Linked DNA regions of Homo sapiens: region 2 is linked to region 1. A link is a loop called in an ENCODE intact Hi-C map of the cell type or tissue named here. Cell type or tissue: CD4-positive, alpha-beta T cell. All regions are shown on one strand. Region 1 has its middle 100 kb from the start of FOXN3-AS2. Region 2 overlaps LOC105370617 (a long non-coding RNA gene).

Region 1 (5,000 bases):
GTAATAACAGAGTCACAAAAGCCATCACAGGACTAGAGCTAGGACTAGGACAGGACTAGAGCATTTCTAATGCTTTTTAGAGCATCTCTAAAAAGAGAAATGCTCTAGTCCTGTCCATACCTGCGACTGTGAGAACATTTCCATCCAGTTCCCTTTGCCCAGGGAAGCATTTTATAACCCCTCAGACTACCTTAACACCCCTTTATGCTTTCTCGATCCTGTACTTTTCCTTTATAGGACTTAACCAATTAAGTCATCACTGATACAAGTATAAGTAACCTCTGTTTGCCCCAAGCAGACCAAAGACATTTGGGGCAGCGGCTAGTGTCTGACTGGTTGGTCATTGTATGTCCAGCATCTAGCCCAGTGCCCAGCACATAGGTAATGCTCAATAAACCTTGGGAGCATAAATGAACACAGGCTCCATGAAGCACCTCAGGCTCATTGATCCACATAAACCCTACCTTTAGTGTGTCTCATTTTCCTCCCTCATGTTCAGCGACCTGTGATGCCCCCATTGCTGTGAGGATGAGATTGCCAACATCTTCTGAAGAGAAGCCTTTCAAAGGAGCTTCTAACTTCTGAGGCCACCAAGATGCTGTTGATGGTCACAATGGCAGACATACATTGTCCCCTCGTATGTCTTCTTTGATCCGACTTCTGGTTGGACTGTCCAGCTGCTTAAAACACTATATTAGTGCCATGTCCATATGGACTCCAAAAATAACCCAAAGAGAGAAGGAAACCATTCTACCAGCAAGGGAACCATGAGACCTTGGGTACTGGATACCCAATGGACAGGCTACTGATGGAAAGATTTTGTCCATTTGGGCCTCTTCCCTTAAGACTCAGGGATGTGGCCAAAAGCCAGGTAGTCTCAATCTGTCTCATCTACTCTGACCTGAAGCACTGAATTGGCAATGATCTTATATGTCTCATTTCCCTCACAATTTCTGCTTCCCAAAAGTCACATCAACTTCTACCAGGCGTACCCCACAGAGACCTCCAGGCATTCTGAGACAAGGCCTCTCCTAAGGACATTTTTCAGGTTTCATGACACACTATCATAACACTTAATACACTCAGTGTATCAACCCTAGATTTTATTTTATTTTATTATTTATTAATTTTTGGAGACAGAGTCTCTGTTCCCCAGGCTGGAGTGCAGTGGCATGATCATAGCTCACTGCAGCCTCAAACTCCTGGACTCAAGTGATCTTCCTGCTCCAGCCTCCCAAGTAGCTGGGACTACAGATGTGCACCACCACGCCTGGCTAATTTTTAAAAACTTTATTTAAAGACAGAGTCTCACTATGTTGTACAGGCTGGTCTCAAACTCCTGGCTGGCCTCAAGCCATCCTCTCGCCTTGGCCTCCCAAAGTGCTGGGATTACAGGCGTGAGCCACCACGCCCAGCCTGTTTGCTAGATTTTAAATTCCTTTAAGAAAGTTCTCATGTCTTGTTTATCATTGTGTCTCTCTTTCTCACTTGCCGTGGTCTCCCATCCCCCAGTACCTAGCCCAGGCTTGCACATTCTAGTTGCTTAATAAATATTTGTTGTATGGATTGGCAAATCCACAGTTGAGAAGTTATTAAGGGAGAACAGGTTCAGCAGTGATCCAGAGTCCCCACAGAAACGCAAGAGGGAGAGTGGGAAAAGGGGAAGGCAGGGAGCAAAGGCCAGGGCTGAGGAGACGCCTCTTCTTCTACTTGACAGCTGTGTCTGTCTGAATGTTTTTCTCATTCTTCTTGTTCCTAGGGATGAAAAGGAAGGAAGGAAGTGGTAGATTTGTGCCTTACAGGGCTTCTGCAAAAATTGATACTTTCTGTTTCCAAATTATTTCCTTTCTATTTTTGTGTAGGTCTTACAAAGAGAAAAGGAAGTAAAGAGGAGAGAAATAACCTGAAACTTACAGCTGAGGAGAGGTCAGTGTGAATTAGCCTCATATGTTGGCCAGATTTTTGGACTACCTAATGTCATTCCACTTTCCCAATGTCAGGGAGCAAAGCTTTTACTCCACTCATAGAGCCACATATTTTTCCTTAGGCTGAATATTTAAAAAAAATAAATTTGTCTGGAATGGTAGCTATTTTTTGAGTTTTATGTTTGCATGCACAGTCATTCTGTTCTAGTAGACACAGTTTACCACCATTATGCAATAAGTCTTTCACTTCTTCAGAAACATATAGTCTATTTTTACAGTTCCCACTCTCTGCGGTGAATGCAAAAGTCCCAGAAGGAGCGTGCAGAGAAAGCAAGGATTTATGTACCAGCCACGCTCCCTCTCAGGGGTTCACAGTGTGCTTCCTACGTGGTGGTTTTGCAGGTGACGTGGGTGGTGGAAACTTCCTTAACTTATGCTCGATCTGAGTCTTCTCATCAGAACATGACCTTTGTCTCCTTAACCCAGAAGATGCCAATGAAGTGGGTATCCTCCAAGTGAAGGCTTGGAGGTTTGGAAGAAAAAATGAATTTCTTCCTCCCTTCACTTTTTTTTTTTTTTTTAATGTTGAAAACAAACCCTTTTTTTCCCACTGGCTGCAGCAGTTGCCCTCAATGAGATGCCTTGGTGACAGCTTCAGAAGCCAAGCCTACCTCTGAGAAATGGGCAAAAAAAAAAAAAAAAAATACATTTTCAACCTTGAGTGTATTTGAATTATTGTGTTGCTTTTTTTAAAGCTCCTTGAGAAACTGAAGACCAGAAATTAAAATAATGAAATCTGAGTCCTGTCCAGGCTTAGCCATCCTTCTGATTTACAGGGGCTGCTTATACCTTAATCTATGCCTTATGGCTCTCCATCTGAAAAAAGGTGCTGGATTTCAAGGTGGGTAGTGATCTGACATAAATTTTCAAGCACAATACTGTTCTTTTTCTGGCTGGGGCTGGAAGGAGGACATATATATTGGAAGCAGGACTAAAAATTTGACCCGTGTTTCTCACAGAATTCCAGAGCACCTTCTCAACACTGTCATAATCCTATCTACCCAAGGGAGAAGGTTTGAGGGAAATAGAGACTGTGCTTGAGATTCAGATTTACAGCTCATGGTTTCAAATATTTGGGTGTGTTGTCCTCTCTGCCTATACAACACGTTGGGCATTTGTTATGCATTTTCCTGGCATTCTAACCCTCAGTGTAGATGAAGAGATTGCATTATGAAATTTGTCTTATGAGCTGTGCAAAATTGAGCTGCGTTTGTAGCTTGCCCATCTCTTTTGATTCCCTATACTCTTCTGCCTTCTCCAGCACCTGATTCAGAATACAGTCCTCCCACCTCAACCTCCGAAGTAGCTGTGTGTTACCTTATGGCACATCTCAGTTCAGACTACCCACATTTCGAGGGTTAAATACCAGCATGTGTCCAGTGGCTACCTGGATGGACAGCATAAATATAGAACATTTTGATCACTATAGATAGAAAGTTCTATTGGACATGATCTAGCCCAGTGATACCTAATAAGAATATAGTGTGTGCCACACATGTAATTTTTTTTTTTCTTTTGAGACGAGGTGTCACTCTGTTGCCCAGGCTGGAGTGCAGTGGCACAGTCTCAACTCACTGCAGCCTTAACCTTCTGGGCTCAAGTGACCCTCCCACCTAACCTCCCAAGTAGCTGGGACTATAGGCGCATGCCACCGTGCCTGGCTAATTTTTGTATTTTTTTTTGTAGATATGGGGTTTTCCTATGTTGCCCAGAGCTGTGCACATGTAATTTAAAATTTTCTAGGAGCCACATTAAAAACTAGTGAAGAGAGGCCAGGCGAGGTGGCTCATGCCTGTAATCCCAGCACTTTGGGAGGCCAAGATGAGTGGGTCACTTGAGGTCAGGAGTTCGAGACCAGCCTGGCCAACATGGTGAAACCCCGTCTCTACTAAAAATACAAAAAATTAGCCAGATGTGGCGGCGTCCACCTGTAATCCCAGCTACTCAGGAGGCTGAAGTAGGAGGATCGCTTGAACCTGGGAGGCAGAAGTTGCAGTGAGCCGAGATTGTGCCACTGCACTCCAGCCTGGGCAACAGAGGAAGACTCCATCTCAAAAAAAAAAAAAAGTAGAGATAACAAGTGAAATTAATTTTCATAATGTATATTATTTAATAATTAATATATACAAAAGATGATCATTTCAACAGGTAATCAATACGAACATGTTAATATGATATTTTACATTCTTTTTTTTTTCTTAAGTCTTGGAAATCCAGTGTGTATTTTACCTTACAGCATATCTCAATTCAGACTACCTGCATTTCAAGGGTTACGTAGCAGCATGTGTCTAGCGGCATGAACAAAGAACATTTTGATTCCTGTTGGACAGCACATATCTATCCCATTCATGAGAATTTTTACATAGAAATTTGTCTTTCTGAAGAAGGCATCACCTGTCATCTTAACTTTCCAAAGAGCCTTAGGCAGTATCTTTCTAGTCAGCAGAATAACAAGAAAGCCCATTTCTAACTATTTGGAACTGTTTTTCCTTAAGGCTCAATCTGTACTAAAGTCCCTGGTAAGCAAAGAAAACAGAGCCAAATGCTTTCTGCATTCCGCAGCTTATCTGTTCGCTAGAGGCTCTGGGATGCCTCTCTGTACTCCCTTGGGAAGCTTTCTACTGGTATCAAAGTTAATTTGTATATCATTCCTTAAAGTTCCCAAACCTCATTTAAAAAGGGCTTACCTTCTCTCCACCCTCAAAACTGCTCAAAGAAGTGGTGCACTGGTAAAGTGTTTAGTAATCAGCTCTCTGGAGGAAGAAGCCCTGATTTGTATCATTTGCCTATTTCTGTGGTGTAAATACTCCTGCCACAGCCAGTGATTTCAAGTTACCAAGGTGAAGTCACTGAACAAGGCAGTGGGAAGAGCAGCTTGCAATCTGGTGGGAAATGGCTCCACCACATTACTGGAGCATATGTATATGTGGACTTTTGTTTTCTATTTCCAGGAATCTGTAGAACAAGCTTGTCCAACCCACTGCCCACACGCCATATGTGGCCCAGGATGGCTTT
Region 2 (5,000 bases), 49 kb after region 1:
TCACTGCAGCCCTGACTTCCTGGGCTCAAGGGATCCTCCCACCTCAGCCTCCCCAGTAGCTGGGACTACAGGTCAATTCTAATTTTTAGATAGCATAAACCATGACATGTGAGTATGAAGGATACCACTTGTATAGTAAAGAAATGTTGCAGTGTTGAAGGCCAAGGTTGGCCTTTGGACCCAGGCGAGTACCTGGGGCTGCCTGGGTTACCCTCTCTGCATTCTATGTCAGTCCTGGGTGGGGCATTGTTTATTCCTCTGAATTCTATAAGGAGAATCACAGGCAGGCAGAATTCCTGAAGAGTATCTCCAAGCCTCAGCCTTCTTCCCTCTAGTTTTGTTCAAATATCAAAACTAGTTTTGCTCAGAAGTCATAGTATGTTCCTTGACCCACAGATCTGGTAGCTGGATTCTTGCATTGCTTCCCTATTCTGCTAAATTACCTGGCAGTGCAGTTCCCGCTAAGAAAAGGTCCTCAAACTCAGCCCAGGGGCTAGGAACCCTTTATCCACCAATGGACTAGCTTAATTCTATTTGACTGTATCTCTAGGTCCCAGTTGCTTTGCTCCATTTGTCCCTGAGCATGGACTAAGGCATGTGAGTATGCCCAATGATGGCACTACCGCAGTAGATGCCATAACAGCACCTGGGACTAGTTGGGCTCCATCCTGGTCTAGTTCTGGGTCCAATTCTAACCAATCTTTCCTGTTTTGCTACAGCTACGAGGCTACATCCTACTGGGTCCTGAGCTCCAAAATATGCCTTATTCAATATCTGTATTCGTTCTGGACTCCAGAACAAGAACTTTCTAGAAAGATTGGAGTAGGGCTAATGCTATATGATGGGGGGCAGAGGGGGTTGGTAGTTTCAGTTGTGAAGAGAGGCCAGCTGGAGAGGCTGGGGAAGAAGAGCTCTCAGGGAGTGGTAAATAAGAAAGAAGAGTAATCCCAGCTTAATCCTCTTTTATTTCTCTTCCAGTGATTTCCAGGCCCAATTAGGGCTCTGGTTCACTGTCTGGGATGCTGCTGAGCGGGTGGTCCAGGAAACACAACTGTGGGGTTTGCAACAAGCCCTGGCCCAGCGCACGTGGCATCACAGGGGAAGTTAGGTTTGCATCTAGAAAGAGATCTAGTCCGAGCGTGGAGAAGGCAGAACCAAACCCACATGGTTGAGACCCACATCTCAGTTCAGCAGTTCCAGAGATCCTGCAAGCCCTAGAGCCTTTGCAGGCAGGTATGGTCAGGCACGGTGCCCTGATGGAGGTTACAAGCAAAGGCAGGCAGCCTCCAGCTGGGCGGGAGTCTTGGGCTTCATGGGCTTCCCTCTGCATTTTCTTGAAAATGCCACTGGAAACATCGTTTGAGAGAACGGCTTGTCACAATTGTGGGATGTGGTAGGAGATCAGATTTGACTATTTCATTTCATTCACTCTTGTCACCCAGGCTGGAGTGCAGTGGTGCAATCTTGGCTCACTGCAACCTCTGCCTCCTGGCTTCAAGAGATTCTCGTGCCTCAGCCTCCCAAGTTGCTGGGATTACAGGTGTGCGCCACCACGCCCAGCTAATTTTTGCATTTTTAGTAGAGACAGGGTCTTGCCATGATGGCCAGGCTGGTCTTCTGGCCTCAAGTTAGCCACCCGCCTCGGCCTCCAAAACTGCTGGGATTACAGGTGCAAGCCACCATGCCCAGCCTCAGATTTGACTTTAAAGAACACGGCCTCTGGGTTGGGCGTGGTGACTCACACCTGTAATCCCAGTGCTTTGGGAGGCCGAGGCAGGAGGATGGCTACAGCCCAGGAGTTCAAGACCAGCCTGGGCAACATAGTGAGACCCTGTCGCTACAAAAATTAATAAAAGTAAAAAGAACACCACCTGTGAAGGCCCAATGGCACCTTTCTAAGACATTCTCTCAGCATCATGTTAGTGCATCCTGAACCTCCCTGAGCTGGTCTGTGCAGCAGGCGCCCTGTTTGCATTGCCCCCACCTGAGAGTGTGGGCCCCTGGGGTGCAGCAGCACCTCCCATCCCCACCTTGTCACTAGCACCTCTCAGCCTTTCAGCAGCAACATGTCCTCACATCAATCTTTTAAAAAAATATTTCAAATTATGAAATAAATATATAGTTATAAAAAGTTAAATACAAAATATGACTATACTAAAATTGTTAAAGACTTATGAAGCACCAAAGATATACAATTACTCATGTACTATTCTTATGACCTGAAGGAGTATAAAGATGTATAAGAAGGCTTGGCGCAGTGGCTCACATCTGTAACCCCCACACTTTGGGAGGCTAAGGCGAGAGGATCACCTGAGCCCAGGAGTTCAAGATAAGCCTGGGCAACATAGTGAGATCTTGTCTCTACTAAAAAAAAAAAAAAAAATTAGCCAGGTGTGGTGGCACATGCCTGTAGTCCCAGCTACTTGGGAGGCTATGGTGGGAAGATTGCTTGGGCCCAGGAGTTCAAGACTGCAGTGAGCCACAATCATGCCACGAAACTCTAGCTTGGACAACAGAGCAAGACCCTGTCTCAAAACAAAACAAAATGAAAAAAAGATGTATAAGTAAAATATTCTGCTTTTAAAGATCTATTATTTAGCAAACTAGATAAGCCATTCATGTAAGTGTGTAGACTACAAGAAAGTATCTGGTATGGTATGTGAGTTGCAAAAACAATAAACGCATTAGCAATGTTATTCTAAGTGTGACCTGTGGCCTCACCTATATTAAAATCACTGAGGGGTTTATTAAAAATGTTTATTCCTAGGCCGAATCTCAGGTCTACTGACTCAGAATTTCTGAAAGTGAGACTTTGGAAAATGTGTATTAAAAAAAAGCTCCCCAGATGAATCTTTTTTTTTTTTTCCAGACGGAGTCTCGCTCTGTCGCCCAGGCTGGAGCGCAGTGGTGCGATCTCGGCTCACTGCAAGCTCTGCCTCCTGGGTTCATGCCATTCTCCTGCCTCAGCCTCCTGAGTAGCTGGGACTACAGGCCCCAGATGAATCTTTGTACAACAAAGTTGAGAATCATAGCCCTGGCGTTCAGAAGACAGGAAATGGTTTCTCTGTAAGTTAATGTGAACATCTCTATGGTGATGAGATTTGAGAGATTCCCAGAAAGGTTTTCCCAGGACATCATATGGCAACATCACTGTGGAATTTATCACATTGTAATGCAAATTCCTTTTCCTTGTCCACCTTTCCCAGTGGACTAAGTGCTCTTTGAGGGGAGAGCTCTAGTCTTTTTTGCTGGAATTGGCGTGGCCCCTAGTTGGTTCTAAATATGTGTTGGCTTAACAAGTGAAAAACCACATAAGACCTAAACAAATAGGTTTGAGGACTTATAGGACAGGGTTCTAGGAGGAGAAAAGCCATAGGCAAATTCCAGAGGTTGGAAAATCACAGTCAATAGTTAAGTGTGAGAGGGGGAATGACTAATTTAGGTGAGTAATTGACACACTCAACAGCAAAGCTACGTGAGCAATTATGGGGTCCTGGAGCACTCGGCGGGAAATGGAAAGTGTACTCTGGATTCTGTGGATGATGGGGAGTCACCAAAGACTGGGGACTGGGAAGCGATGGAATTGAGGTGGTATTTTAGGGTAATGAGTTCTATGGCCATGGGCAGCTTCCTTCCTACCCTGGGAGTAGGAAGGAGTGGAGGTAGGCAGCCACGTGCAAATCCTCAGAGGAGTTAGGGATCAGCTTGGTCACTGCTGGAGGCAGGACTTGCTGCAATTGCAAAACTATAGCTTCCATTCAAGCCTCAGGATCCCCCAGGGTCCTGACCCCATGGATAACCTTTGTTCCTTTGCTGGCTTCCATCTGCTTGGTCTCCTAGGTCTGCTTGAGCTCTCCTCCCTTGGCTGCCCAAGCACTCTGTGTCATCTGGTGCAAGACAACTGGGAAGCAGTGTGGGGATGTGTGGGGGACCGTGGCCATAGAGAGGGGAAGGGGGCTTCACCGAGGCAAAGGCCAGAGGGATGGAGAGGAGGGCCAAGTTTATGATTAATTTCTAAGGCAGAATCTGTAGAATTTGGTGAATGAGGGTGGAACAGGAGGGAGGGGCGTGTTGAGGATAATTTTGAGCTTTCTGGGCAGTAAATATAGGAATGTAAGAAGTGAATGTCTGGTTGGATGCAGTGACTCACGTCTGTAATCCCAGCGCTTTGGGAGGCCAAGGAGGGCAGATCACTTGAGACCAGGTGTTCCAGGCCAGGCTGGGCAATGTGGAGAAATCCCATCTCTACAAAAATTACAAAAAAATTAGCTGAGCATCGTGGTGTGTGCCTGTACATACCCAGCTACTCAGGAGGCTGAGGTAGGAGGATCACCTGAGCCCAGGAGGTAAAGGCTGCGGTGAGCCATGATCATGCCACTGCAGTCCAGCCTGGGGAACAGAGCAAGACCCTGTCTAAGAAAAAAAAAAAAAACAAAAAAAAAGTGGAGGTTTGGAGCAAAATGATAATAATCCAGATTGAGACATTGAATTTGAATTTGAGGTGACAGCAAAATATTCAGGTGGAGGGCTCCAGGAGCTTATTAGAGACAGGGATTTGAAATTCAGGAAATATGTGCGTGCTGGTCATTGGTTACTGGTGATTGTCAAAAGGCATGAAAATGGACGTGATCACCAAGAAAAAGCATGTGGAATGGAAGAGAAAAGAACCCATGAGAGAACTGCGGCCTTAGTTGCGGGGGTGGTGCGGGGGAGGAGGACGAGCCAGTGGGAGAGATGGAGAAGGACTGGTCAGAAAGGGAGAAGGAAAACAGGAAGAATGTAGAGCTCAGTAAAGGCAAGAGTTGCAAGAAAATGAAAGTAGCAGTGTGACACAGCCTAGATAGGTAGATTAAGCCGTTGGGGATTTATTAGTGCATTAGTGAAAGTGATTTCAGTGGAAGCCAGATTGACAGAGACGTGGGAGGAAAAGAGGTGGAAATCACGGCCCCTACCCTTTGCAGCTGTGCAGGGATGACCACCCTCCCTCATGGAGTCACAGT

Evidence for each region. Hi-C counts contacts between places; a loop is a spot of excess contacts. Peaks named below come from ENCODE experiments on the same cell type or tissue, not always from the same donor. Only the 100,000 strongest peaks of a DNase experiment are listed, where the experiment ranks them.
Region 2: a loop joins it to region 1, with 1.9 times the contacts of the local background. A loop is called at or near these places in 11 of 110 quality-filtered maps.

The regions. Positions count from the first base shown.
Region 1 is chr14:89,678,472-89,683,471 of GRCh38, reverse strand. No RefSeq gene overlaps it. Among named protein-coding and RNA genes, the nearest start is that of FOXN3-AS2, 100 kb to the right of the region's middle. In CD4-positive, alpha-beta T cell, no CTCF peak of the experiment used is centred here; a DNase peak (open chromatin) is centred at 2,301; H3K4me3 peaks cover 1,209 bases; H3K27ac peaks cover 1,760 bases.
Region 2 is chr14:89,629,433-89,634,432 of GRCh38, reverse strand. The region is part of intron 3 of LOC105370617 (a long non-coding RNA gene); the gene reads right to left. The region is part of intron 1 of LOC105370616 (a long non-coding RNA gene); the gene reads left to right. Among named protein-coding and RNA genes, the nearest start is that of FOXN3-AS2, 56 kb to the right of the region's middle. In CD4-positive, alpha-beta T cell, no CTCF peak of the experiment used is centred here; no DNase peak of the experiment used is centred here.